Regions from separate parts of the Homo sapiens genome. Here region 1 is linked to region 2. Evidence: chromatin loops called from intact Hi-C (ENCODE). Cell type or tissue: B cell. All regions are shown on one strand. Each heading gives the region's core, and the rest is flanking DNA. Links, peaks and the distances in the headings are about the cores only. Region 1 has its middle 36 kb from the start of PRPS1L1. Region 2 has its middle 170 kb from the start of MIR1302-6.

The links. Peaks named below come from ENCODE experiments on the same cell type or tissue, not always from the same donor. Only the 100,000 strongest peaks of a DNase experiment are listed, where the experiment ranks them.
Region 1: it touches region 2 in a loop (2.4-fold over the local background); 8 of 110 quality-filtered maps call a loop at or near these places.

Annotation. Positions count from the first base shown.
Region 1 is chr7:18,056,515-18,072,169 of GRCh38, forward strand. No RefSeq gene overlaps it. Among named protein-coding and RNA genes, the nearest start is that of PRPS1L1, 36 kb to the left of the region's middle. In B cell, for the core only: CTCF peaks have their summits at 7,935 (motif pointing right) and 8,135; a DNase peak (open chromatin) is centred at 7,927.
Region 2 is chr7:18,289,629-18,305,283 of GRCh38, forward strand. It overlaps a transcript of HDAC9 not described here. Among named protein-coding and RNA genes, the nearest start is that of MIR1302-6, 170 kb to the left of the region's middle. In B cell, for the core only: a CTCF peak has its summit at 6,627; a DNase peak (open chromatin) is centred at 6,573; H3K4me3 peaks cover 4,039 bases; H3K27ac peaks cover 4,559 bases.

The DNA of each region.
Region 1 (15,655 bases), core at 4,337-12,336, 230 kb before region 2:
ATACATGCCTTTCTCAACAGAGCTGCAAGAGAGAACTAAGCCCTATAGAAAGTGATTTGAGAGACAATTTTTTTTTCAAATCTCTCATGGATGGTACCCTTCATCATGCACGGGAAAAAGGTTGATTCATAACATGCAATGTGTGCTCTAAGGCATTAAGGGAAAATAGAAAAGTCAAGGTATAAATTTCCTACCTCCTATCTTCACTGCTTTATTAAAGGTGCAGTTATCTTCTGTTGGCTTCTCCAGACTCACATTCCACCTTCCTCCATCCACTTCTGTGCCTTGCAAGGATGTGCTGTACAGACTGCATCTGTGGGTTTCCTTCATCTATTGCTTTCAGTAGGGTTCAGCTCATAGGCATCTCATCAGGAGTTAGAGGAGAGCAAGTTTGGCATATTTATTAATATTTCTCTGGATCCCTCCTTGGAACATCACCTTGGGTTGCATATGTCCCTCAATTAAAAGATACAACTTCTCTCAAGGTGGCCCTTTCCTCTACAGGACCCTCTTGCTGGATTCCAGTGACTGCATCCTTACCTTGAGGTTATTTAGGCCTCAATGTAATAACAGCTCCATTACTACTAATCTGGGGGAACTGCACTATTCTACTTTTTAAGTCATGTAAAATTCACGCTTTGTAGTATGAAGTTCTATTGGATTTGACAAATCCATAAAGTCATGTATCCATCACCACAATTATGACACAAAACTGTTCTATCATACCCCCAAATTCCCTAATGCTGTCTCTTTGTAGTCAAGCCTTCACCTTCCTCCAGCATCTGACAATCACTGATAGGTTTTCTGATCCTAGAGTTTTACATTTCAAATCATAACAAATGGAAGCATACACTGTGTAGACTTTGGGGTCTGGCTTTGTTTACTTAGCAAAGGTACTTCAGATTCATTTGTGTTGTTATGTGAATCAGCAGTTCTTTCTTCTTTATTGCTGAGTAACATTCCATTATATAGAGATGTCAGAGTATGTTTATTAATTCATTGGTTTAAGGACATTTGGGTTGTATCCAATTTGGGGTGATTATAAGCTGCCAAAAACAGTTAAGAGCTGCTATAAACACTTGTGTACAAGTTTTTGTGTGAGTAAAAGTATTCATTTCTCTTGAATAAATACCTAGGATTTTTAAAAATTAATTTTTAACTCAAGATGGATTAAAGATTTAAATATAAAACACAAAACTATGAAAACCCTAGAAGAAAATCTAGGCAATACCATTCAGGACATAGGGATGGGCAAATATTTCATGACAAAAAGGTCAAAAGCAATTGCAATAAAAACAAAAATTGACAAATGGTGTCTAATTAAACTAAAGAGCTTCTGCACAGCAAAAGAAACTGTCATCAGAGTGAACAGACAACCTACAGAATAAGAGAAAATTTTTGCAATCTATCCATCTCACAAAGGTCTAATGGATAGAATCTACAAGGAACTTAAACACGTTTATGAGAAAAAAACCAAACAACTCCATTAAAAAGTGGGCAAAGGACATGAACAGATACTTCTCAAAAGAAGACATACATGTAGCCAACAATCATATGAAAAAAAGCTCAACATCAGTGATCATTAGAGAAATGCAAATCAAGACAATAATGAAATATATCACACCAGTCAGAATGGCCATTATTAAAAAGGCAAGAAACAACAGATACTATCAAGCTGTAGAGAAATAGGAACACTTTTACACTGTTGGTGGCAATGTAAATTAGTTCAACCATTGTGGAAGATAGTGTGGAGATTCCTCAAAGACCTAGAACCAGAAATACCATTTGATCCAGCAATCCCATTACTGCATATATACCCAAAAGAATATAAATCATTCTGTTATAAAGATACATGCATGTGTATGTTCATTGCAGCACTATTCACAATAGCAAAGACATGGAATCCACCCAAATGCCCATCAATGATAGACCGGATAAAGAAAATGTGGTACATATACATAATGGAATACTATGAAGCCATAAAAAGGAATGGGATCATGTCCTTTGCAGGGACATGGATGGAGCTGGAAGCTGTTACTCTCAGCAAACTAATACAGGAACAGAAAACCAAACACTGCACGTTGTCATTTATTAGTGGGAGCTGAACAATGAGAACACATGGACACAGGGAGGGGAAAAAACACACACTGGGGCCTGTCAGGGATGGGGCCAGGGGGAGGGAGTGCATCAGGAAAAATAACTAATGCATGCAGGGCTTAATGACTAGGTGATGGGTTGATAGGTGCAGCAAACCACCATGGCACAAGTTTACCTATGTAACAAACCTGCACATCCTGCACATGTATCCAGAATGTAAAATAAAATGCTTTTAAAAATTAATTTTATAATGTTCATTGATTTTATACAATTTTCTGGGTCCTGTGTAGAAGACGGTTGCAGCCTGGACAAGTGTGTTCCTGATCGTTGTCAATGAATTAGCCAAGATGAGGAGGAGATTAGCATAACTGGGAGATTAGCATAGCTAAAGAATTGAAGGCTAAGGCAAACTGGTTCATGCACCAAGAATGAAGGAGGCAGAACAAAATAAGCAGTCAGCAGCTAAGAAGCAGCAAGGGAATGCAGGAAAGGTTGGATAGTGAGGTGTAGAGCAGGCAAAATTGGAGATTCAGGCATCCTACTTGCTGTCTCCTTCTACCTTCAGCTTTAAAAACAGGTCCCAAACCCACACAGCCCCAGAGTGAACACTCAATAACCTGAGGATTAGCTCCTTTCTCAGCCTTGAACTAATTACCCATAACTCACCACACTTTGACTGGGTCATTTTATACTCTCCTTGTATCAGCTGCTATTTTGCTCTGCTCTTCTAGCATGGGTCTATCTCCATGTTCGGTTTCCGGGGCAACAACTGACTGTTCCCTTCTTTGTGTTACCACTTGACTGAGTGTGCAGACACTTCTTCCAGCTCAGATTGGGCCCAGCCTGCTTCCATGAGCCTTGGTGACATTACTGGCTTGAATGGAGGGCAGATGTGTACCTTCACAAAGTACACGAAGAAACTAAACACTGAGACGTTGAGTGAGTTACATATACACATCACATTCATAACAACAATGGCAGTAAAAGTTGGCACTAACATTTATAGAGCATTTACTTTGTACCAGGCATAGTACCAAGAGCTTTCCAGGCCAGCAATCATGTAATCTTTGCAAAAACCTATAAAGTATTTACAACTCTTATGCCCCCATTTTACAGATGAAAAAATTAAGGCAGGGAGATCATGACATGCTTATTGAGCTAGTAAGAGAAGGAAGCAGAATATGAACCCAAGGATGGAGATCTAGAGCTCTTAAACACCTATACTATGCTGTTGACCAAAAATTTTAAGTAGAAGATTTAGGAGTAAAACTTCTGACTCCTAGTCTATTGCTTTTCTTGGATGATAAGTCCTAAGTATGTGCCATGTCCAGATCAATATACTCACTGGGGATACAAAATATGCAAATTGCATGGTCTTCATCTTGGGAAAATTTATAATACTACCAAATAAGTACACAAAATATTTTTATTTGGAGAATGAATTAAATAAGACAGGACCAGTTCACAGGTGGCTTTGATTGTACAGCTGTGTAGTCTATAGTTATAACATAGTTGGTTTCAGTTACCTCACATATAATGATAAAGCATATGGTCATTAACTCTAAATTTATGATTTTTTTTTCTCTTCTTCCTTCTCTCCCTCTTTCCTTTTTCCTTCCTTCCTTCCTTCCCTCTTTCCTCCTTTCTTTCTTTCTTTCTCTTTCCTTCTTTCTTCTTTCTTTCTTTCATTTTGCCATTCTCCCACTGCCTACAGAGCACTTGTATGTATTTCTATATAAGTTAGTTACAAGAATGTTTTAAAATTTGTTACAAGTATTTTAAAAAGCATTCAATTTATATTTAGCATTAAAAACCCCAACTAAATTTTTGATGTCTTGATATGATATTTGAAAATAATTACAATTTTTCCTCTTTTAAAGAAGACACCATAACTGGGTCTGAAGGAAAAGTTGACTTAGATGTATTTTACTGACTTGCTTTTAGTAAATAGATAAAAATTATTTCTAAATAGCATAACAGTGAGCCATGTTTAAGTGAGTGTTCTTAAATGCTTAAAGGTACTTGAAAGTAGTGGCCTAAAATAGTTGAAAGAGTTTTCATAAAATTTTGTGAAAGTGTTCATCTACTTAACAAAGACTTTCTTGGCTGGGTGCAGTGGCTCACACCTGTAATCCTAGCACTTTGGGAGGCCAAGGCTGGTGGATCATCTGAGGTCAGGAGTTCAAGACCAGCCTAGCCAACATGGCGAAACCCCTTCTCTACTAAAAAAAAAAAAAAAAAAAAAAAAAATCAGCCGGGTGTGGTGGTGGGCACCTATAATCCCAGCTACTCAGGAGGCTGAGGCAGGAGAATAGCTTGGAGGGCGGAGGTTGCAGTGAGCTGAGATTACGCCACTTCACTCCAGCCTGGGTGAAAGAGCAAAACTCTGTCTAAAAAGGAAAAAACAAAACAAAACAACCCAACAATAACAAAAAGCAAAAACAAAGACTTTCTTTAGAGATAGCATAAACATTAGTCTGGCCTTCTTTATCACAAATTCAGCTTTAGTGGAGTGTGAATTCACGAGATATTGTTGTCTTTCCAATGTTCCCCATTCCAACTGGAAAAACTAAAAAGATTAAGGAAGGCATTGTCTAGTTCAGGGGAGGGATAGCATTAGGAGAAATACCTAATGTAGATGACGGGTTGATGGGTGCAGCAAATGACCATGGCACGAGTATACCTATGTAACAAACCTGCACGTTCTGCACATGTACCCCAGAACTTAAAGTATACTAAAAAAATTTTTAAAAAATGCATCACAGTATCTTGTATGAGCAGTGGACAGTCACTAAGTGTTCCCAATTGATGGGGATGGAAGGATAGATGGGTCCCAGGAGTGTATTTACCAATGCAGACAGTCCCTTCTGGGGGATGAAATCACAGAAAATGGAAGCCACTTGCACAAAAGAAGAGATAGAAAAACAAAGATTTGGTTTGTAACATCATATATTTTTTCTAGTTGTTTTAGAATTTCCATTTTCAGGTGAATTTCTTACTGTGTGAATTTATGAAAGGCAAATTGCAACTTCCAGTGTTTTTCTTTCAAGCCATCCACTTATTTTTCCACTCTACCTTCCCCAGATGATTGCATTTTGTTAGAAACGTTATATGCAACTTTGTGTTTTCCACAAGGAATGAACTGAAAGAGAGGGGTTGGGATTTGGGGTTTTGTATCATAAGCATCTCTTGTATTGCCTCCTGCATATACTCACAGTAAAATTATGCTCAGCAGGTAATCTGCCTCATAACAGCAAACCTGAGCAGACTGGATTTAAAAAAATACTAGAAAGTGAAATCGCCAAATGAAACTCTCCTATTTGTAAAGCATCAATGAAAAGATACGTAGATTGAAACATGATAAAATTCTCAAAAGAAAAATCAAGATGAAGGCATTAACATTCTCAAACATTCCTAGTGTAAAATTAATTTGTTAAATTCATTATTAAGTTAATTTTATTGCATGCCTACTATGTGCCAAGCATGATTCTAGGCACTTAGGGATACAATACTGAACAGGATAAAAATCTCTGTCTTTGTTGAGTTTGCCTCTAGTGGGAATGGAGTGAAGACATATAGTATTCCAATAAATAAGTAAAAAATGCAGTACATCGGTGGAGATTGGTACCATAGAAATAAGCAGGGAAGGGAATAAGGAGTGACAGAATGGGGGGTGCTGGTTTGTAAATTTAAATATGTGACTTGTGAGTAAATACTAATGTTTTAAAAGGGATGTGTTTGCATATATTTGGGAGAAGGGCATTCCTGCAAAAGAAGCAGCAGGCGCAAATGGTCTGGGAAGCAGTGTGTCTGGCATGTTCAAGGGACAGTCAGACCCGTGGAAAATGAAAGACAGCTATAAGACATGAGCGCAGAGAAGTCAGTGGGGCAATTGATCATCTAGGGATTTTGTAGGCCATTGCTAAGTCTGTGGCTTTTATTTGTGTTGGCTTCTGTGTTGAGAATAAGCTGTGGAGTAAGCTTGGAAGCAGAGAGACCAGTTAAGAGGATGTTGCAACGATCCAGGTAATGATGGTTAGAGAGTGAATGGTGGAGGTGGAGAGATGTGGTCAGATTCTGGATATTTCGTGAAGGTAAAGCTAATAAGATTTGCTAATGGATTGGATATCACTTGTGAGAGAAAGAGAGCAGTCAAACATGAATCCAAATTATTGGCATGAGTAGATGGAAGCTTAGAGTTAATTATTAACTGAGGGAAATAATTGTTAAGTGGAACTTTATTGCAGATGGAAAATTAGATGCCAGGTTTGGGCATCTCAGCAGACTTGTCTGGTAGCAGACACAGAACGTGGAATGAAGGGAGAGATCTAGGCTAGGATATACATTTGGAAGTCATCCACGTATATATGGTATTTAAAGTGATAAGATTGGTGTACTCACCAGATCAAATTCTCAGTTCTAATACAGTTGTATTTTCTCATGGTGATGGTGCAAATAGATTGATTTTTAGGTGTTTTGACATACTTGAAGTTGGTCTAATGATAATGTAAAACACAGGCATTTTCTCTATTTTCAGCTTCCAGTTTTACCATCACCTTGGCTATAAATACATTTGTTGCCAAGTGCAGCTGGTTACCAGTGAGCAGTCTAAGCCCTCTAACCTTAAGGCCACTAGAAGACAGTACTCACACTTGTTGCAGCTCAAAATAAAACAAAATGAAGCAGAACAGAAAATATTCAACTCCATAATGTATTGGTGAATAATGAAGAATGCATTGCAGATTTTGTGGTTTGAGAGATGAGAAAGTTGACATTGCATACTACACAGATAAAATGTAATAAAAATTTCCTTCTTTGTTCTTCCCCCACCAAAGTTCCTCTTGGGCCACCAGCAGTCACCTCCATTCTCTTCCCCGGATCCCCTACTATCTCAAAGAAACTTCCTTACCACCCAAACGATTCATTTCTAGTTTCAGGTTTGCTTACCCTCCACCTTTCCCTGTATTTAACCGAATCTACTTTTCTCACAAAGCAGTTTAGCAACTTCTACTCTAATTCATTTGTCTTTTAAGCAGCCAATCATCCATGTCAACACACTTCTCATCCAAGTGTCTGCCAAACAAAGCAGGTCTCTTTAAAAGAGTATATGTGCATATGTGTGTTTAAGAGACGGAAAAAGAGAAACAGAAAGAGGGAGAGAGACAGAGACTGGGTATTGGAGAGGGGACTTTCCAAATCAATACACATTTTTTCTCACGTCTGGATAAAGACTACAACATTGGATAAAAAGGTATTATTTTTATTTGGTCATAATTTCCATACAGAGGAATATAAAATGCCAAGAAAAGTTTGATATCTTCACAATCTTTATACTCATTTTTACCATTCAATTTCTTATTCATGTTAATATAATTATTTTCAAACTCTCTTCCCCTGCCATATAAATCTGTATCACTGGATAACTGAATATAATCTGTATTTTTTAAATTTTAACACTTTTCCATATACCAGTATTCTCCACTTTCGTGGATGCTGTACTCTGCTGTCCAAATCTTCCATTCAGAACTGAGGGTCTTCTTCTCTCAGCTGATGGGATGAAATGTCATCTGTGGAAGGGAGTCTTTTTGTCCAAATTCATGCCCCCTTCTATGGCCAGCCTGCATCTAATTGGTTGAACTAAGGATAAAAGTGGCTCAGCTCCCTCACTCCAACTCAGGACATCTGGAAGGACTGTCCCAGCTTCAGAGCTCCCCATGGGGTCAGCTGAGGCCTTGTTGTGACTTCACCAAAAGCTCATCTTCTCTCTCTGCCTCAATCCCTCTCTTTGTGGCTGGTCATTTCTGGGAACTCTGCAATACTGCCTTTTCCCAGCAGGAGGCTCTGTACAGCTCTCTATGATAGGTAGGCATCATTCCCTTTCTGTCCTAAGCCTTTATTCTCCTACAATATCACCCACACCAAGCTACAAGGATATATCAGACTTACTGAAGCATTGCAGGCAACAGAAGTTATTACAACCAAATGTGATTGAACACATAGTGTAAAGGGCAGAAGCACAAAATGGTAAACCTCTCATTGGGGGACCCTCATGAACACATCCTGGGTCTTTATTATTACGTCATTTGTTTGTGTGTATGTTTTGTTTTGTTTGAGACAGAGTCTCTCGTCACCTAGGCCGGAGAGCAGGGGCGTGATCTTGGCTCACTGCAGTCTCGACCTCCCCTGGCTCAAGCTATCCTCCCACCTCAGACTCCCGAGTAGCTGGGACTATAGGCACATACCACCACACCTGGCTAATTTTTGTTTTTTGTATTTTGTTTTTTTTATTTTTATTTTTTTGTAAAGATGGGTTTCACCATGTTGTCCAGGCTGGTCTCAAACTCCCGGGCAATCAGCCCATCTTAGTCTCCCAAAGTGCTGAGATTACAGGTGTAAGCCACCATGCCCAGCCTTTATTATGTTCTTTATGTTCAAATTCTGCCCTCTTAAGCATCTCATTTTTCAAATATCCAGAATGAACCTTTTTCTTCTCTTTTAAGAGAATGCTATCCTCAAACTACAAGATTTCTAGGATCATACTCATTCCATGCCAGGGCATATTAATCAAATTCCTAAAGTCTGGGCATCAACTGGACAGTGCCAAGTGGGGTCTGACACTTCAAGTCAGCTCACCATGTGGTCTTGTTACCAATGTAATGGGCATATATGTCTCATCACTTTCCCTAGCCATTCAGCGATCCACTATTATGTCATCTCCTAAAGGCGAATGAAAATTCCCAGAGCCAGTATATATAACTCAGCACTGTCTGATACCATAGCTACTAGCTGCATGTGGCTACTGAGAACTTGAAATGTGAAACATTGTCCAGGGTTTCCTTCCATTATTTCAACTCTTGCCCCTTTGCGATTCCACTTTTACAGGTACCCGTTACTTCTGACTCATGAGTTGTGGGTTGACTAACTTCTGATTTTAGCTTTCTCTTGGCTTCTAAGTCAGTTACGTTCATCCGTTTTGTTTTCCAGCCTCTAAAATTGTGCTGTTCTCATCTTCTTTCTCACTCTTTATATTTTCATGGATTTATGCTTTTAAAAATCTTCACTGTCATTTTAATGGGGTTTTAGGGGAAGCTAAGATAAGTACATGTTCAATCCACTACATTTAACTCAAAGTTTTAAATAGAGTACCCTCAAACAGTTAAACTTTTCCATTATAGACACTAAGTTTATAATAAAATTGAAGAAAAGTCATAATGATGAAATATAGGAATTAGTCTTCAAAAGTATTCTGTTTTAGCTTAATATTTTGGCTACTATTGAGGTTAAATCAATTTGAAATAGGAGAAAAGAGGATTTGCTATAATTCCATATGAAATATATTAAAATAGCATTTCAATATAAGGATTTGTGAAGATAGCCTATCAGTTGTCCTATAATTCTCTACTCCTTTCTGAGGAAATAGCTGCTTCATCCCTTTAAAACTTCTAAGTGAGAAAAACAAGCAGAAAAGAATATTTTCCCCAGTAAGCTTTTCTCAGAAAACATAATTTATGTCTCCTGTGCCCTATATTTTTTACTTCAGTCTTTGTGAGGCTATAAAGTAACATATTTTTAAAATTATGGATGCATTTCATATTTAAAGATGACAAAATATGCCTTTCTTACCAGTCAGCCAAAGAGTTAGGGAAAGTAGCACTTCATTTTTGAGTATTAAACGGAAAGGTCTGAACAAACCCCGGGGCAGTGGAGAGAAGAGGATACATATTTAAGAAATATATTACCAATCTAAAATGATTTTTAAAGCACTAAAGTATGCAACTGTTATGAAGTAAGTAAAACCCTGTAAAATATAGCTGCTGAAATATGTTTTTCAAGGGTTTTCAACTGACACTAGAACATTCTCGCTCAAGAACAAAAGATCAAAATCTCTTTAAAAAGAGTAGGAAGATGCTATTGATGGTACTGGGGATTTACAATATTCTGGATTCAACTAGAGAAAGTCATTTTCTTTAAAGCATAAAAATAAATGCATCCATAAGAGGTAAAATACAGACATTACCTTAAAAATACAAATAAATACCAAGGTTGGAGGTATAATATGGAAATACAGTCCCAAACTGAGAGAATTAATTTAAACTTTTCCTTACTGAGTTAGGAGATTAGTCCTCATTCATTGAATCATCTGAATTTTGCCGATTACTTTTGAACTCATTAAAGATCACTTTTGTTTATGATTTTGATCTATTTTTTCCGAACAAGCTCATTTTTTTTTGTTGTTTAGTAGATTTGATAAGAACCACCATGCTAATAAAATAACCTTATGGGCACATTTTTTTCCTCTTTATATGTAGTGGATATCCTCAAATCTGAAATTTTCTGTTTTTCCAATTCTTCTAATGCCTAATTATGGTCTCAGATCATCTATTCTAAAATTGCCTGATTGGGAGTATTGACACTCTCTTTTGAAGACTGATAGAATTATTGATTCTTCAACCATGGCCCCTAATAACACACTATAATGGAAAGAATGCTTTTCTGTGACAAGTACTTCAAAAACAAATTCCTTTTTGGTCCACAATTTACCTATTTTAAGTGAAGGATCCATCTCCTTGCAATGCTCTACCTGTCATATTGATACTACTATTATTGTATTAGATATATGCATTGAAGATACACATGTTCATAATTAAGTTGAAACAGACACACACACACACACACACACACACACACACACACACAAAGTGATTCTTCCCTGGCCAGTGAGACTAAAGCTTGGATAAATACAAGCATGTCCTAGATACCTTTAATGCAGTTAGGTGGGAAAATCCAGCATTCTCGGGAAACCTTGGAATTTTAAGCTTTAGTGAGCTGCCTGGTGTGCCTTAAAACAGGTATCCAATCTCATTCTAGTGATGATGATAGAGCAACATGGTAGCCCCAGTCAGAATATTTTGCGGTTGACTGACTTAAAGACTTATTCTTATTACAGGTGGTTTTAGCCTATATAATAGTCCAGGCAGAAAAACAGATAGCACAATCAAAGGTGTAATCAAAGGTGTAAAAAGGGCTTCAGTGACAACGTATAGAGGTGTAGGCAAGGTTTAAAATAGTCAACAAGTAATAAAGTACCTAGGAACTGGGTACTTCTGGTATTCTTGCAGCAATAGCAGCAAGTCCTTAGTATCCCTAGGTCTGAAGAGTTGAGAAGTGAGGGCAATTTAACAAACCCTGTAAGAGCCATAGCTCTGGAAACTTCAAGCTGAAGAGGCATGCAGTCACTACCAAGCTGTGGCCCAGCAGACAAAGCTGGGAGTGGTGGTACTAAATAATATGTGACCTCTCTTTCTGAGCCTCACATTGGCCAAACCCAACCAGGTGCCCAAAGGCAAGGAAGCCAGGTGATGCAGTCTGCAGAGGTCAGCCATCTGGGCTGACTGAGAAGAGAATGAATGAAATAATTCTCTTTAAACTGCAAAATGTGACCCAATTACCATGAAACTGAAACTACATTGAAATTAAACTGAAAATGTGACCCGTTTACTGATTACTGATTACACAAAGCTACAAATGATGAAGAGCTGAGCATAAATGAACAGTTAAGATTGGAATCTAAAATGAATTGACACATTTAATAATGTGCTCAGTCAATATTGTGTTCATTTCTTTATCCATTCAGACATCTACTTGTCTTTTCAAGGTAAGTGGTTTACTGTAGAATGTGATTTATATTCAAAGTCTAACTTAATTTTTAATTTTTAAAAACTTTCTCCTTTGTTAGTATATCAGAGGGCCAGGATTAGAACCAAGGAATAATAGGACTGAAAGAAATATGCAGCATTTTATTTAATAAGTTTATGGATAACTGAGTTCCACTTGCATACCTGAACAATTTTATGTTGAATAGCTTGAGAAAGAAGCAGCAGCAGCAACTGGGCCTGTTAGGACAAATGAGAAAGAGGACTGGGTTGATTTGGGTGAGCAGGAAAAGAGTAGACTCGAGCAGCTGGAAATGCTGGTAGCAGCTCACATATTAGTGTGTCCACACTTGTCCCTAGCAACGATTCTATAGCTACAGCAGTAAGCTTATCCTGCTTAAGGTGACAAAATTAACGGCAATGTATTTGCACTAGAATATAATCAATATCATATTGTTTCTATTTTGATGGATGTGAGTGAAAATGGGGGAAAAGTAAAGTTTTGGGTTTGGAAAATAAACTGATTGATTAATCCCATGTACCTTTCATGTAATTGTATCAGTTTGGGCTTGATTCTACATCCTCCTGCCTACTTCTCTTAACTCATTCGGGAGTGAACAAAGGAAGGAATTGCCTAAGCACCAGTGTGAAAGCCAAAGCATAGAGTCCGACACACCTGGAGTCTAATCTTGGTTCACGTCTTACCAGTTCTGTGAACTTAGGCAAGTTACTTAATCCCTCTAAGCCTCAGTTACCTCATGTTGATTATTGTACATTTCTCACAGGGTTATTATTTGGGTTGATTGAGATAATGCAAATAGAGAGAAACATATGATACTTATGAACTCTCATTAAATGTTAGCTGTGGTGATGATGATGATCACAACACCAATGACCATGTTTAGGATGGTTCTGATTGTTATTTTCGCTGGGAGCAATATCCACTAAATTTTAGATTTGATAAAATGGCATTATTTGAGAATGTCACAAGTATGTATTATAAATAAAACTATTACTAAATTAAGATTTAAGATAACATTTTAATATAGACACCTGTAAGTAAAGAAACATTCAGTATGAGTTTAGTTTTGACCACAAATTCTTCCTAACCAGGGATCCCTGAAAGGCCGGGGATCCACATCTTGGTTAATTTTTTCAGTCCTCTTGGGTCTTAGTCTTTGGTCTTTTTCAATAAATATCTGTTTGACAGTATCCTTATTGGCCTTCTTGGCCTCATTTCCCTGGAATGCCTCTTTCTGTGCTATTATGGATGTTGCAAGGTAGGTCTGGATTGCTTTTGCAAATAATCAAGTTTACTGAATATTTGTATTACCAAGATTTGCTGACTTAGTGCTCAAGTCTTATGAGCTTCCTTTGTTTTGCTCATATTTCTGAATATTGCATCTTTTGCCTTCTGCATTCAATAAACTGTGCAGTAGACCCTTGTGTTGCTACTTCGGTATAATTTGTTAGGAGCTGGGCCCCAAAGTCAGACTGTCTGTGTCTGAATTAGGCTTCATTATTCATTCATTAGCTGTGAGATTTAACTAGTCAACTTTATTCTGTCTTAATTTCCTCTTCTTTAACAGTGACAATTATCAGTACCCAAATCGTAGGGTTGTAAAAATTAAATGAGATCATCTATGTGCTAGCACCTAGTCTAGTGCCTTGTATATAGGAAATCCTTAATAAATATTACAATACGTTCAATACTACTTGAACTTCCTCCCCATGAGACGATTATACTTCTTTCCACTGAAGTTAGGCATGGCCAAATGATTTGCTTTTGCTAATGAAATATGAGCAGAGCAGATGTATGTAATTCTCATTTGGAAGCTTTTAGAGCCAGTGCACCCATCCACCATAGCTTTGTTTCCTCGATTATGAGAATGCACTTTCAGGATAGCTATGTTCTATGTGCCTAGGCCTTGGAATAGAGACATTGTAGAAGAGACTGATAGCGGACCTGCCAAGGACCAATTTCATGAACATAAAATAAACCTTTAAAGTGTGTGTGGGGGGGTGTTCGTAATTTTGCATAACTTTTAAAAAGCAAATACATTCCTCATGCCATCAGAATTCATTGTCAGACTATTACTTGTTCACTGTCTATCTGCAGGTCTTTGCTTATGTTTACTTTTTAATGACAGAAATATCTGTAAAGACATGTTTTTACTTTCATAGCAAATTTGCCCACTTGGCCAGTAAAAGACTTCTGAGCAAGATTGCAGTGAGCCGAGATGTGCCACTGCACTCCAGCCTGGTGACAGAGTGAGACTCCATCTCAAAAAAAAACCTCTGAGCAATGCTACCCTTAAGTCAAGTCCATGGTATCCTCTGCTCTGTTCCACCATTGTCTTATTTCTTGATACTCTGTTCAGAGTAACATGGTAATTGTGTGAATGTAGCTGTACAATCTTAGTATTTTATCTTTTAAAAATTACCTGCTGACCGAGACCATTTAAAAGCTGTTTATTGGAGTTCTTTAGCGTAGAATAAATAAAGCTTACATATTTTACACAAATCCACATTACAATGAATTATTTTTTTTAAAAGACAATGACATGATGAGAATTTACTTAACGCTTTCTTTTTTTTTTGAGATGGAGTTTCGCTCTTGTCGCCGAGGCTGGAGTGCAATGGTGCGATCTCGGCTCATTGCAACCTCTGCCTCCCAGGTTCAAGCAATTATCCTGCCTCAGCTACCCAAGTAGCTGGGATTACAGGCATGCGCCACCATGCCCAGCTAATTTTTTTGTATTTTCAGTACAGACGAGGTTTCACCATGTTGGCCAGGCTGGTTCAAACTCCCAACCTCGGGTGATCCGCCCACCTTGGCCTCCCAAAGTTCTGGGATTATAGGCGTGAGCCACCATGCCCGGCCTACTTAATGCCTTCTAAATGTTCCTGAATTACATGAAAATAAAAATTCGGAATTTATAAATAACTAGTAGAGCTTGTTACATAATAAAGTCTAGAGATTAAAATTTAAAAAATAAACTCTAAGAAAAATTTCTGTTTTCCAATTATATTTAACAGAACATGACTGAAGATTTTAATGATCAAAACTATTGTAAAACAAATATTTTTTAACTGCTCTCAAAATTAATCTTTTTTTCTAAGCTTGAATTTTCTTAAGACTATTTTGTGGATGTATCCTGTCTTCTCAGACAGCTCCAAGGAGTTACAGATGAGACTGTACTCCTGAATAGGCAGTTACAATTATCCTTAGTAAAGGAAGGTTCATTCCAGTATTCTTAATGTTCAGAAATAATACTCCAAAGTTAACAGCAGAAGGTTTAGAATGGGGGCAGCAGCAAAAGAGGGTTATAATGTAAAACTGTCTTTTCATATTAATCAAAACCATACCAATATATTGAGACATCTTTGCTATGTATTTGGAATTTTGGCTCAGAAGATGGAAATAAGTTAGAGTATGGGGCGCGCGCTTTTCTTTCCTTCTCTCTTTTTAAAACTGTTTTTTAAAAGTACTTACACAGAAAAGGCATAATGGACAGGGGTTACACTGGGAGGAGGATGCTAACACAGAAGCTGTGTGATAAATCAGAGTGGGCTCTTGGTTCCGGAATAACTAATTCTGGACTGGGCAAGTCAGCTAGAATTTGTGGATCTCAGCTTCCTCATTTGTAAAACCTAGATGGGTTAGATATGGTCACTGAAATCATGTAAATGAACGTCTGAAACTCTATGAAATTCTGTAACAAAGCACATTCTTCAAAAATCGTTGGATAACAAAATTTTCCTATTACAGTCAATACAACATTTTTTAGGAAACTTAACTTTAAGGACTATGGAAGATATTATAAGTTGATTCACTCATCCATTCTAACCCTCTTTCCCTTATCTTTCTCTAGTATGGGGGCTGGGAAAATACATAATAAATA
Region 2 (15,655 bases), core at 2,850-10,849:
AGTGAGTACTCCAGATTTAATTCAAATGCACCCATTTAAGTAGCTCAGAAAATTGCATCATCTAGGGTTCTGGAGTGACAGTGTTTTATATGTTGAAATCTTTTGGAGTGGGATTGAAACAGCAAAATCATTTTATTTCATTAAAATCGGTCTCAGCCTCTTCTTTTTCCTCTCATTCACCGCAGGCCTTTCCATCTAAGAAACAATTCATAGCTGCTTCTTCAGAGGATGTCTAATTTTCCCTCATTCAGAGGGACACATTTGGTACTTTGCCCTGTGTTTTAATTAGTAAGCTTCAGAGAAAGAAAGTCGTCAGAGCCAGGGCCCCCAGTTGTGGAAGTTTCTATATCCGGTAAATTGGATCCATTCCAGGGCAGAATCATTTATCAACAAATGAAACACCAGCCACTTCCCACACGTCCTCTGATTGCATTAAAAAATCACTCCCCTTCCTACCCAAATTGAGTATACTTAGAGTATGGAGCTGACAAACATTCTCTTTCCTTCTCCTCCTCCTCCTCCTCATTCTGTTGAATTGCTGGTTTCTGTAGTCTATTAGGCTTCTTATTAATAGTAATAAAATGTTCATTCATTAACTCTCTCATGCCTGCATACCAGCTATAGTAACTGTCTTTGCCCCCAAGTTATGCAGTCTTTATAAAGTCGTTCAGTAGCAGGGCAATGAGTTGGGAAAACTGATATTGCATCTGTAGCATCAGGTACTATTTAACCAGTGGGAGGGACTGATAAAATTAGCAAGTTGACTAACCACTTCCCTTCCTTGTGGCTCTTTAATATTATAACGGATACAGAAAAGTTCAGAAGGACTGAGCTAGTTTGCGAAACCACAGCACACTTTGGCAAAGAGGGAATGCACAACAAAACGGGTAAGTTTCTTTATTTTAATCTTTTAAGAGAACTGTGAAAAAGATAGTGGGGTAGATGTTTTTAAGTCTGACTCTGCAAATCGTCTTTAATAACTTGTAGGCTGTGGAAAGATAAACTTGTCATGCGGAGGGAAGCAAAAGGTTTTCCAATCAGTAACAGTAGCAACAACAACAACAAAAATTACATTGAGCAAAAAATTCAACTCTGAGAATGCCTTTATTATTTCAGATAGACAAGACTAAAGTATTTTGGGGAGAGGGTTCTTGAATTAGGAAAAATATTGATGAATAAGTTCCTGTACTCTGATTTTTTGAAATTTAGCCCGGAATTGTCAGCAGGGGCATTATCTACTGAAGCTGAATGTCCGCCTAGATCCTGAAACAGCTTAGTCTTCTGTTGTCTTCTTTGTGGTTGAAAATGTTTGTTGCTTTTAACTCCTTGATTATCAAAAATTTCAAACACAAGCAAAAATAGAGTGAATAGTATAGAGATTTCCCATGCATCTATCACATAGCTTCAACAGCTATGACTTCAGAGCCCAGGTTGTGTAATCCACACCTCTGTGGTACACTCCCTCCTTCAATCTAGTTGAATTGCAGCATTTTGAAATATGCCTATTGTGAACATTAAATAAAAGAGGCCTAAAGTTTCCTAAAGGCTCATACCAGCTCAGCAATATAAAGTTTAGAGAAATATTATTACATAAAATTGAATTATGAGTCATAGAAAGCACAAGTGAGTTTCCACTGGTTGTTTTACCAGTGGGAGCAGGAGTAGAGGATAGTAGATATTAAGACTGTAGTCTCTGGAGCCAAACTGTTTGGGGTCAAATTTGGTTCTGTCACAATCCAGTATCCTTAAGAAAATTTCTTAACCTTTCTGTGTCTCAGTTTCCTCACCTAAAAATGAATACAATAGCACTGATCTCCTGAGCATGAGGGATGATGAACCAGTGCATGCCAAGACTCAGAAAATTGCTGGGAACATAGAGTGCTCACTGTTTGTTAGCCCTACAACTGTTGGTCAAAATTATTAGAGTGATGGTAGGGTTGTGATTTGTCCAAGCAGAAAGCCAAAGGTTGTATCTGAGCATATTGGGCTGTCTTCTGACCATTGCTTTTCTCCTGATTATTTTATAATGCCAGGCTAGGAAAAGTCTCCATTGAGATATCTTGCTTGCTTTTGCACCCTGGGAAAACTCCTTGCTCTTGCTTTCCCCCACCAGCTCTGAATTAATTCTCTCTACAAACAAAAGTTATCTGAGGTTGTCTTGCCCACCCTCTCACTTTGAGGATGAGGGAGTAGAGATTGGTCTAAGCTCACAGAGCAAGGAGTAGATCTAATGGAAAAGACCCTGTCATGGGCTTCATGGACTCCTCTAATGTCTGTTTGGAGGGGCGCTGCAGTTGGGTTTAGGCAACACTGTTGGGCCTTAGAGGCTGCCTCATATCTGAGCTCTTATGCATCCATCTCTGATGTAGAGGTCTTCCAGGGCTGCAAGTTGCTCAGATACTTTTTTCATTGCTAATGAGAATGGTGAAATTCTGAGGATGGCAACAAATGGATGGTGAGGACCTTCCCTAAGCTATTTTTTTTCTATACTATAGTAATGGCTGTCATTTATTGAGCATTTACAATGCACCTGGCACTGTGCTATGTGGTTTTCTTATTTAATCCTCCCTATATCCCTATATAATACTTAATATTAATATCTTCATTTTATAGAAAAGGAAACTAAGGTGCAGAGAAGCTAAGCTACTTACCCAGCTCATAAGGGACAGCCAGGATTTTGTTCCAAGTCTGTCTGACTTCTTAGAGCGTTTGTCCACAAGAAATAGGTTTGTTCAAACATGTGCACTCGAAATGCATCCGTGGTTTTGCTCTTAGGCTTCCTGAAGATGAAAGTCGTCAGTATTCCTATAAAGCAAGCTGAATGGAAAACCTTTTCTCTAGTAATAGTTTTCCCACAGTGTATTTTCAGAATGCCTAATTACAAGCTGGAAATTTGTCATAAATTTTGACAAATACAGAGGCGGGTGGGGATGGTGTGGAGTTACCGCTGTAAAAAGTAAATATTGAACTGACAGGTAAAAAAAAAGAAATGCTCTTTTAGTAAATTAACCATGCTTCAGTGGTGGATTTTGTTTTTAAGGCCATTTGTCTCTCTTGAGTTTTTGTAGAGGAGGGTGAAATATATCTAAGTCAGTTTTTGAGAACATGGAGTGCTGTTGTAAAACAAATGATAAACATTGATGCGCTGCAGAAATAAAAATTGGCTGAATCTTCTGGGAGGTGCTGAAGAGAACTGGGACATGCACAGTCAGACATTTTAGAAACCTGGAATTGACTTGAAGTGCTTTATCTTTTACATTACGGGTACAACTGCAAAAATAGAACTGAATGTGTGAATGAAGAGAGAGGTTAATTTCACAACTTTGGAGTTTTTTTTCCCCTCCAATAGAGTAATGGTGTTTTAAATTTTTTTTTTTCTTCACTCAAGGGGACATGGTCTAAAATTTAGAGCTAAAAATGCAAACATCAGACATAAATGATTGACTTGCCTTTTATCAGGCAATCTGATACAATTTGCAATCGTTCATTTTTCCTTCGTTGGCTACAGTACTTTTGTCATCTTGACAGAATCAGCCAAGCTTTACCTATAAAAATATTGGAAGAGATTTGAAATCATATGATCTTTTTGCAGAAAAAGAAAAGGATAAAGGGAATTGCAGCTGCCAGTGTTGGGGGGAGTGAAGTGGGAAGGGTCACTGTTATGTCACATTCTTAGATTCTTTTTTTTTTTTATTATACTTTAAGTTTAAGGGTACATGTGCACAACGTGCAGGTTTGTTATATATGGAACCCATCATTCTCAGCAAACTATCGCAAGGACAAAAAACCAAACACCGCATATTCTCACTGATAGGTGGGAATTGAACAATGAGAACACATGGACACAGGAAGGGGAACATCACACACCGGGCATTCTTAGATTCTTAAACCTTTGAGAAAGCAGAGCAGCTCTTTAGTACTGGCCACTGCAAACCATCTTCCAGAATTGTTCCATCATCTTGGTTTTTTTCTTTTTCTTTTTGTCTCTAATGTCTTCATCTCATAAGAACATATTCACAACCTGTAAAGCATGGTTTAGGGTCGGAAATTTCTGTATTTGTCTGTCATTAGAGACAGATTCAGAGTGCCATTTAGCTTGTCAGTGTCCACTTCTTTGTGCAGTAATGTAATTTCTGGTGGGGTTGGTCACCCACGGGATTACTGCGTACTAGTGCCTTCATGTTTACAGATTGTTTTCTATCCTGATCTTTAACATTTGTCAATGCATTATGTCACTGCTATTATTAAATGTAAACATTTAATAAGTTTTAAAAATCAATAAACATTAGTGCTTGATTTAAATGCTTGATTTAATTATTAACTTAATAATCAATTTAAATTTTAATAATAAAATGTATTAAAAGTCTTGAATAGATAAAGCATTGTTTTCCCTTGAGATGAATTCTGTCTTCATTTGTTCTTTTGTCCATTTATTCACAATTGCTTAGCATCTCCTGCTGGAGATCCAGAAATCAATAATCACAGTTTGTGCCCTCAGAAAATTCACAGGTTTGGGGTGAAAAAGAGTTGTATGAAATAAGTGATGCTATAGTTCACAAAATATATTCTAACTACATTGTACTGTCTACATTGGGAGAGAGGGTGTGTGTGTATGGATAATCCCAGACCCTGGGATTAGAGAATCATGGTTCAAAGCCCATTACCCTCTGGTTTTGGGTATTTAACTAATGTTCTTATTCCGTGGTTTCTTCACCTGTAAAATGATACTGAGCTGCTAGGGGTGTTGTATTAATTTAACATGTGATACATGTTAAGTATTTATATAGCGTATCCTATAGTCTTTGGGGGATCAAGGATAGTTTCTCAAATGAAGTTAACTTTAAACAACCTGAATGGCATAGATGCTTCTAGTCACAGGGAACTGGATATGACAAAATGGAAAATAGTTTTGCCTCTTTGAGAAAGAGAGTAAAGGTCAGCATGGCTGAAACATGTAAAAAGTGGGGAAGTTGCTTAGAGGTACTGGCAGAATCCAGATCGTGCTGGGCCTAGTAGGTCATGTTATGCAGCTGCATGTTGTGCAAGTGCAATCAGAAGTGATTGAAAGGTTTACACGGGGAGTTGCATGACCTGAATAATATTTTTAAACTAGTTGCAGAGTGGAGAATAGATTCGTGAAGAGCAAGAGTAGACACATGGAAATAGGTTAGAAAACTATTTCAATAGCTTAGTCCAAAAATGATGGCCACTTGGATTAAACAGTGTCAGGGGTGTAGGGGCAGTGGACAGAGTGAGAAATACTGTATAATTAATAGGACTTGGTAAACAATTGGATGTCATTGGGGAGCATCAATTATGATCCTATGGTGTTTAGCAACTGGGTCTAGTGAGACGTCTTGTGTGAAGATGGGCAAATTGGAAAAAGCAGGCTTGGACTTCTCAATTTACATGCTTTTGAAACATTCAAGGGAAGATGTCAAGTAGGCATAAGATGTCATGTAGATGTTAACTGAAGCCATGGAAATAGATGTGATCACTCAGAGAGATGGGATGAAGTGAGAAAAGCTGAGGGCCCAGTACTTAACCACTGGAAATTCCAAAATTTAGAAGACAGAGGAGAAGCAGCCAGTAAAGGAGGTGGATAAGTCATGGTCAGAGAAAAGGGAAAACAAGAAAGTTGTAGTTTTTAAGGAAAACAAAAGAAAATAGCATATTCAGGAGAAAGGAGTGATTATCCATGTCAAATGCTAAGGAGCTAATAAATAATCAAAAAATACCATGGAATTGGTATCATGGAGCTCATTGACATAAAGTAAACAGGCAGAAAATATAATTTCTTTAAAATTGCATTGCATTTTAACATACTGACTAATCAGTTTTACTGTTGACTAATTGAATAAATATATGAAGACAATAAAAGAGACATATTATTTTCCCAAGTGGCAGTATATTTAGAAATTATCTTACTTCTATCTTTACATAACTGTATGGTATACAAGGAAGCAGTAATAAACTATGCTGGTCTAAACTTACTTCCTTGGAAGTGCAAAAGTACTTGAAATCAGCACTTTCTTCTTGTGTATTCCCAATATCAAGATTACCAGGTACCATTGCTGAGGGAACCATTTGCGTAGACCAGTAGTTCTCAACCGGGGGCAGTTTGGTACCCCAGAGCACATTTGGCAATGTCTAGAGATATTTTTGATTATTACAGCTGGCAGCAGGTAATGTAGGGGGCAGCATCTAGGGGGAAGAGGCCAGGGATGCTGCTGAATATCCTATAATGCACCAGACAACCCCCCACAACAAAGAATTATTTGGCCCCAAATGTCAATGGCTGAGAAACCTTGACATAGACTAATGCAGACCTGCTCAGTGCCTTGGCAATAGTAGATCTTCACTAGAATTTTTCTGCAGGAGAGTGGGAGATCCTTTACTGCCTTTTTTTCATGGTCTACCAGTAGGTTTGTGTAGTAAGTGATCTTTGAATTTGGTTTTTATCTTGAAACTTCTTTGTAAAAAACAACGTGAATAAATAAAAGTATTGTGTACTCACGTGAATTACCTCTGCAGAATTTTCAATAGAATTTATTTATGTGGTTAAAAATAGAGGACAGTGCTCCACCCAGTGCATGTTAGACTTCTTACAGCAGAACTGGCTTCCTTATGCAAAGTTAGTTCCTATGCTGAAGTGCATTTTAGAGAAGTTTCAGTATTAAAACATACTTTAAACATTTAATAGATTAATTTTCTTTAAACCTGTAAAGATCTACGTCTTTAAAAATAATAAATTTTATTTTCTCTTGATTATAACATAATTCATATAGCTCATATTTGTGTGTGTGTGTGTGTGTGTAACTATAATAAACTCTTAGATACCTATAACTAACGCAGGATATGGAATTTAACCATTATCAATAAAACCTCCTTTGTGAATTCCCCTCTTGGCCAAGGAGAAACACAATTCTAAATATTTTGTTTCTTGTTTCCTTGTGTTAAAATTCTACTACATATGTATGTATCCCCAAACGAAGTATGAAATTAGTTTTTAAAATGTCTATGCCTGTAGGATGGATTGGAAAGGAGAGCCATGGAAAAAATAAAACAAACTCAATGGCTATTTGAGAAATGCAGACACATGGCTTTGAGGCTTGGCACCAAGCGCGGGGGCAGTGGCACCATTAGAAAGAAGTAGACATTTCTGTGACTGTCTGCCTCTGTGGAGAAAGGGGGAGCCTAAGGTCAAGATGACAGTGGTTTAAACACAGTGTTAGAATGGAGGTTTTATGAACAGAATCACAGAAGGAGGCAGGGGACAAGAAGCACACAGGCTGAGACAGACTTTGTATGCGGTGCCTTCTTTCAGGAAGATTGAAGTGCCATGTTTATTGTCTAGACTTGTACTTGCCATGGAAGCAGGACATCTGAGAGCTTGCTCTGTCTGGGCAATTCAAGATAGAGACTTAGAGACGTCATTGTTGAGCAGTAGAGCTGGAGGTGAAGATTTGAGAAACTTCCGTGTAGGTACGAGTTGAAGCCACATGAAAGGAAGAAACCTGGGGACAAAAAGCTTAGGGAATGCCCATAGCTAATGGTGGTATTTAAAACACATTATAAGCTTTTGCTGTGGCTTTTGCTTATTTTTATTTAAAAACTTTTTTATTTAAAAAACTTTTAATTAAAAACTGTTTTATGTCCACGTATAGGCTTCCTCGGGCTGTCTTTACAATATATGTTATGGTAGGGGATTATTAGGCTGGCACAAAAGTAATTGTGGTTTTTGCCATTAAACGGAGTGGACCAAAGAATTTTGCACCAATTCTTTGGTCCATGTGTCTGCATTTCTCAGATAGCTGTTGAGTTTGTTTTATTTTTCTGACTGCTCTCCTTGCCAATCCATCCTACAGGCATAGACATTTAAAAACTCAAATTTCATACCTTGTTTGGGGATACATAAATACATAGTGGAATTTTAACAACATGTTAAATGTTTGAATGCTACAATAACATTCTAAACTAGGTTAGATTCTTGTGACAGTAAATAGGATGTTATGGTTTGGCTTGGAATTCTTGTAAGACTTGGCACAGTTTTTAGTCCTGATCCAAAGGAGTTTAGTCATCAGAAGAACCACCAGTGGCACAGTAAATGTCAGTGCTAGGTAAAAATGTGACATCAACAAAGTTTGTTTCTAGGGCTGCCATTCTCCTTTTTGTTAGTTTCTTTGGTCCTACATTTCTTCATCTTCACAATAAGAAGTTGGTCTGGATAATGTGTCAAATCATTGCAAAAATGTTCTATGCTTTTTAGCCTTAATGACGTTCCATCCTGCCTAAGGCCTGTGCCTGGGGGATTTCACTCTGCCCTTTCTTCTCTCACAGGCCATTTAAATGTTACAGCTCTAAATTCGTTTTTCTCAGAGTCCTGCTACTTACTAATGCTAATGTGTCAAGTCTGTATTATTTCCAGTAATTCACAATACACTATGATTGGCCTAATATATTCACTCCCAGATGGCTTCTTCACTGGGGGTTTCACTGCCTGAACCTAAAGTGGTGCTCAATGGTAGCATGGCAGAGGTAAGCTAAACAGGGTGATATTGTTATTATTTATTTTCACAAGTACTTTTCTGATCCATATTTATCTAACCTTTATAAACATAACATTAGAAATGTAAGACCTACATTTTTATGTTTTTTTTTTTTTTTTTTATTATACTTTAAGTTTTAGGGTACATGTGCACATTGTGCAGGTTAGTTACATATGTGTACATGTGCCATGCTGGTGCGCTACACCCAGTAACTCGTCATCTAGCATTAGGTATATCTTCCAATGCTATCCCTCCCCGCTCCCCACCCCACCACAGTCCCCAGAGTGTGATATTCCCCTTCCTGTGTCCATGTGATCTCATTGTTCAATTCCCACCTATGAGTGAGAATATGCGGTGTTTGGTTTTTTGTTCTTATGATAGTTTACTGAGAATGATGATTTCCAATTTCATCCATGTCCCTACAAAGGACATGAACTCATCAATTCTTACTTGAGATAATTTTCAAAAGTTTTTACTTTCCAGTCAATGAACTTTCTTTGTTTAGCTTGTATTTGAATTGACTGTTCTTAAGTCAATTTTTATGTGACAGTGTTGCTACATAGGACACTCTTAGTCATATAGCTATAGCTGTGAGTTGGTTTAAATATCCCATATAAAAAGTTATAAAAACAAATAGTAAAGCTGTTATTATGAATTTACCTATAGGAAAACTGAAATTTTATTAAAAGTTTCATATCAGCATTTTGTGATTTTGTAACAACACCGTGAACGAAAACCCAGTAAGTAGGAGGGAAAGTGTTCTGTATTTATAGTTAGGATTGTATCTGTTAGATTCAAAATGATGAGTTAGATTTTAAACTTATTTTGGAGCCCAACTATTCTTGAGTTTCCAAATGAATAAAGATATTTATATAATAAAAATTCAGTTTATTGTTGAAAAATGAATTAAGATGACAGTAAATAACCTCAGGTGTAGGACTCTGCATTGTAAAGTGGTACATTTAATGTTTATGCAAGAGTAAGATTTTTTTAAAAATTTATTTTAAAAAGTGATTAGCACCTTGGCTGTACAACTCTTAAGATTTTTTTTTTTTTTTTTGCAACACTGCATAAAATTTGAAGTATTTTTTGCTTCAAAATTTGACCTACTTAGAAAAGTTCTGATAATTCCAACGTAATATATTCCTTGTTTTGTAAGCGCCTTTGGGTAATGTATTGGAGAGACAAGTAATCTCATCAAGAAGCGTAATGGACCCTATCACATTTCAAGATATATTTTTTTTCCTAGCACTTCTGCTTCAAATTTAGTCTGTGTTTAATGATACCACACTTTACTGGCGAGGGTACTTTTCCAGCAGTTTAACTCTCTTTGCATACAAATGGTGTTTTGGGTCTGGCTGCCATTACTGATCTTTTCCTTGAAATGAGGTGACATAATTTGATTTTTTACAGTCAGGAAAAAAAGGTTTAGTTCACCTTGAGAGGTTAGAGAAAGAAAGGTTATCATTGAATGAAATGCATGGCTTGATGCCATTTGTAAAACAGGTTGGTGCTGGCTCAAGAAGGCAGGAACAAATTCTAACTTGGTTGAAAAGTATGATTGGCGGAGGGGTAAAGGAAAATCTCCAGAATTAGTCATTCAGGGGCTCTGCAATGTAGATCTGAAGCAGTGCGGAGAAAAGGCTACCAATCCACCTTCATCTTAGCAAGCAAGCACTGTTCCTCTTCTTGATTCCAGGGAGCTACGTATTTTAGTCAAAGATGTTAAATTTTGAAGGCTTCTCAAGAGACTGTCATGACAAGCAAGATATTCTTTATTATCTCCTTTTGTTAATGAAGCAGTTGAGGTCCTAAGAGACATTAAGTGACTTTCCCAGGAACTCAGATACCACCACCCTAAAATTCAGGTCTTCCTCCCCTTACAGCAGCCTCTCTCTAGATCAAGCTTGTCCAACCTGTGGCCTGCGGGCCATGTGCAGCCCAGGGTGGCTTTGAATGCAGCCCAACACAAATTTGTAAACTTTCCTAAAACATTATGAGATTTTTTTGCAAATTTTTTTTTTTTTTTTAGCTCATCGGCTATCATTAGTGTTAGTGCATTTTATGTGTGGCCCAAGACAGTTCTTCCAGTCCGTGGCCCAGAGAAGCCAAAAGATTGGACGCTCCTGCTCTAGATATACTGACTTTTCCAAGGAATGACAGGGGTTAAGATCCGTTTTTAATTGGTTCCACTCCTGGTGGAAGGCTTTCTTCTATACATGTCAGGTTTTCTTTGACTTATCAATACCTTCATGAAGAAACAATGAAGTGAAGGACATTTTAAAAGCAGGTTGTATAAGCCACTAAAAAATTTTGAATAATGCCTAGTCTCTGCATATAAGTAAAAAAAAAAAGCAGTTTAACAATATGTTAATTATATGTAGACATTATTTTTATCACAATAAAATTAAGACATACTACAAGAACAGATTGACTTAGTTTTTCAGTTTGCAATTATCTTCCCAGTTAAATATAAGTAAAGATCTTAATAAATGTAACATTAAAGTTCTTGAACTATATACCACACACCATTCCACATAAACAGACCGGTTATATTAAAACTAGCAAAGCCGTATTTTGTCTGTGCTTGCTAGAAAATAAATTTTGCATATATTCTAGAAGACAAAGATGATTTTGTATATGTAATTGACAAAAAATACTTCTAGGAAAAATATAATTATTGTATTAAAGGTTATGAAATGGCAGTTGAAACCCCTAAAGTCATGGATTCTAGTTAATACAGTATAATAAGGGAGAGCTCACACTATTCCTCATGAATCATGCTGAGAAAACTCCTGTCAAATAAAGAATTATTAAGTTGAGTTAAAGAAATTAATTTGTTTCTTCAAAACTGAAGTTAAGAAATGCAAACATTTTTTTCTCTGGATGAAAACACTGTTTTTTTTTCCCGCAATGCAATTTTATAAATAAAAGGTTTATTGCAAATGTATTTTGATGACCTTATTATACTCATTTTGTGTGAAATTATTTAAAAAATAATATTCCCTCAAGTTAAATTGCTCAATTGAAACTTCTCGCTTCTCAATATAAGCATCAGAATAATACTTTAAGGTCATAATATCAGAAGCTATTGACTAAGTGATTTAAAGATAGAATGTCTGTATTCTCAGATGGAGCAAATTAATTTAAATATGGTAGTTGAAGTTGCATTTTATGATAGAGCAGGACATTGTTGTCGTGTTTTTTAACCTTAACCTGAAAATAATTAGAGGAAAAAGCAATCTAGATACATTATAGATTTTTTTTTATTGCATAAAGTGATTTAATCCTCTGTTTTATTCCAGAGACTTATTTAGGTTTCATTTACTGTCCCACTGGGATAGTAGATAGCATAATACTTTCTTTCTTATTACTATCTAAGTATTTAAATGCAGAAATGGAGATGAAAACTTTGACTCCTACTGCATTTGAATGTATGAATTTACATATATAAAAATGTACAATAAGCATGTGTATAGAAAAAATCAGTTATATTTTTTGTAGCTCTTGCTACAGAGACCAAGAGATCAAAATAAATCTGCCCTCAAATGAGAAGTGCCAGCTTCTTCGCTTCCCATTTCTCCCACCAGACACTCATGTTTAATAATGAGAATGAATGAATGATGCAGTGGATAAAGGTCTGTCTTGTTAATTAGATGTTCTCAGATAATGAAGTCTTAATACACCTGTGTTTTCTATATTCCCTCTAAATCACCATAGAATTCAAGAAAATGGATCTTGTATAAATCTTCAGATCTATTTATTTTTGTGCATATGCATTTGACCAAGTAATTTATTTAAATGATTTAAATGTTCAATGACTCTACTGCTTTTGAAGTCATATGTGTGGTTCTTAAAAATTTAAAATACTCAGGTGTTAAGAACAGCAGCCTTACCATCAGTTGGTGATTTCCTTAAGTGAAAATTGAAGAGTTTAAGGGTGCAAGTCATACAGCAATTAAGTAGAAAATGTACATGTGATTAATAATAATTCCAGTCTACTTGTTTGTTTGCACTCTTGGGTCAGTGCTAGTAATCTTACACACTTAATTGACACTTGTGACATATGCCCATATGCTTAGTTCTCTAATTGTGGTTCTGAAGGGGACTTACTTGGCATATGTAGTTTATATGCATCATCTCAGTCAGAAAATGGGAAGGAATCCAGATGATGATACGAAGTATGCAATGTTATCCTTTGGTGAAGACATTGTTATTGTGTATGGTGTGGCTGGATATGAGGGTTGAGGTGTCAAAGAAGGGCGTTAGTCTTGGAGCCAGGAAGATCTGGATTTTTACATAAGCATATTATTAGCTACCTCAGTGATATTTGCAAACTAACTTTACCTTTCCAAGTCTCAGTTTCTTCATCCATAATGCCTTCTTTGTGAGGTGGTAGTAAACTAAAAGGAAAAAATTTATGTAAAGTTTGAACCTACTTTCTAGAAGACGTGAACAAATTGACTTTGCCTTCATTTGTTTCAGTTTCTTCATCTAAATGTCTAGTCTGTAAGGCAGTAGGAATTGTATGATGAAGTCATTCTGTAAAGCTAGAAACAAACCTTCTAGAAGGCATAGACAGTGTCTAGTCTATAGTACAGTGTTTGGGGCCTAGGGAGTGCTCAGTAGTCATTTGAGTGACTTTAGGCACTTAGGATACTGACAGATATTAAACAAATATTATTTCTGTGATCTTCTTTTTCCAGAGTTCTTTAACTGGTTGAATTACTAGTTAACAATAGTTAATCATCTCAGTTAAGTAACTTTTTCCTTCAGGTCTTATTTTGTACATATATAATATATAATATAAAGTGTTGTTTGTCAATTGTTTTTTTTTATGACTTTTCCTAAAAACATGATTTTACTGGATGCAGTAGCATAAAGAAGCCATTAAAATATTGATAGTTTTTCATAGAAAGGGTAGAACACCAGTTAATATAAAGATTAAGTGTATAGTAAATTCACCCCACCTGTATTATGGTCAAGTCACTAGCATAAAGCTATTAAGTTTTCAGAGATGGCAAATGGGTAGTTATGGAATAAGACTCTTTTTTTTTTGAGACGGAGTCTTGCTCTGTCGCCCAGGCAGGAGTTTAGTGGCGCGATCTCGGCTCACTGCAAGCTCCGCCTCCCGGGTTCCTGCCTCAGCCTTCCGAGTGGCTGGGACTACAGGCACCCACCGCCACGCCCAGCCAATTTGTGTGTGTGTGTGTGTGTGTGTGTGTGTGTGTGTGTGTGTGTGTGTGTTTTTAGTAGAGATGGGGTTTCACCGTGTTAGCCAGGATGGTCTCGATATCCTGACCTTGTGATCTGCCCACCTCGGGCTCCCAAAGTGCTGGGATTAAAGGCTTGAACCACCGCGCCCGGCCGGAATGAGACTCTTACATTTACGTTGAAAAGCATAGGTGCTGGAGTCCATGGTAAGATTATTAGCTGACTACCAAATTTCATTCCTTCTTTTTCCATGGAAACAGTGCCTAAGCACGTGGCTGGCCAGCTAGGCACTATGACTTCCAGTTCCCATTTGAGATAGGTGTGGCCATGTGGCTGAGTTCTTATGAATAGAATGTGAGTGATTTGGCAATTTGTGTCACTTCTGGATCTGTGCTTTAAGATGTTAGTTAGGCTCCATGTTCCTTCCCCGTTCTGCTGGCTGGAACCTCACATGGTTTTGGTCCAGTGTCAACCTTCTGCTGTAGCAGTGTTCTAGAAATGTCAGGGCAGCAAGGTGGAAAGAACCTTGGTTGCTGAGGTCCTGCCAACCTGAAGTGTTACACAAGAAAGAAACTTCTCTGTTGTTTACAACACTGTATTAATTGGTTTCTTTGTTACAGCAGCTTAGTATAAACCCTGCTTGATAGAGAGTCCCATAGAATTTCGTTGACCTGGGCTCTGCCCAGCATTAGCAAAGTGTTTTGAATCTCCAAGCCCCAGGTTCCTCCTGTGTTACATGGTACTATTGTGAGATTATACTATATAAGAGTTTAAAAGTTCAGCATTTAAATATACCAGGGACTGTACTAAGTGCCTTCTATACACTGTCATTTAATGTTCATGACTAAGTTATGAACTAGAAATTATCTGGATTTTATGGATGGGAGCTTTGAGGAATGATGAGTGTAAATTACTTTCCCAAAGGTTTAGAGCTGGTACTGATAGAGCCAGGTTTTTAAAAAGCTCAGACTACCAGACTTCAGAGCTCATACTCTCAAGCAATACCAGTAGCTCTTAGCAAAGTCTTTGGAAAATATTAAGCATTCCATAAGTGCTAATAGTATTATTAATTCTTAGCAAGCATCATGGAGCCCCTGTTATAGGTAAAGTAATGTGGGTTGTGTTTTGGGGACCCTCAGGCTATTTAGCAGGGGACACAGATGTATAGAAAAGTCATCAGAGTACATGTACTGCATGAAAGTTGAAAAAAAGTAGGTTCTCTTTGACAAAAAAGTAATAGAGATCAGTGAATCTCAGAAACTAGATCACCTACCATGCAATCACAAAATATGCCATATTCTACACTGTTGATATTAAATTAATATTTAAGGTCCATACATCACTTTTTAATGGGGGCAGAGTGCGTAAGCCATTTTTACGTATTCCAAGACTTAAGAATATGTCTTGTGATTTCTCTAAGAGAAATTCTCCAGCAGATCAGAAGGATAGAACCCTCAGTGGAAAATGTATGAAAATGATCCATGCTGCCCTGGACGTTCACATATGCCCCCACCCCCACCTCTGCTGTCCCCAACTAGTGAATCCTTCCTAACACATCCAGATGCCATGGTCCCTGATTTTATTGGAATAGGGTAAAAAGTTTAAGAACTGGAAATTCTAAATTGTGTTTCTTTATAGGATAAGAAATCAGTTTTTTGCTCACACACTCTTCCTTCAGGGCAGGAAGACCTTCTCTGACCCACCAATCTGGGTAGCACCTTTCCCTCCTGGTTATTCTCTTTTCCAGAATTCTGTATATTTCCTCCATAGCCCACTTTTTATAATTGTAATGTTTGTGTTTGTTTTTACTGGCACACTGTGTATCTTTTTCCATCTTCACTCTTGATGATAAGTGCCACAATAGCAAAAATCGTATACCCTCCACCAACCAG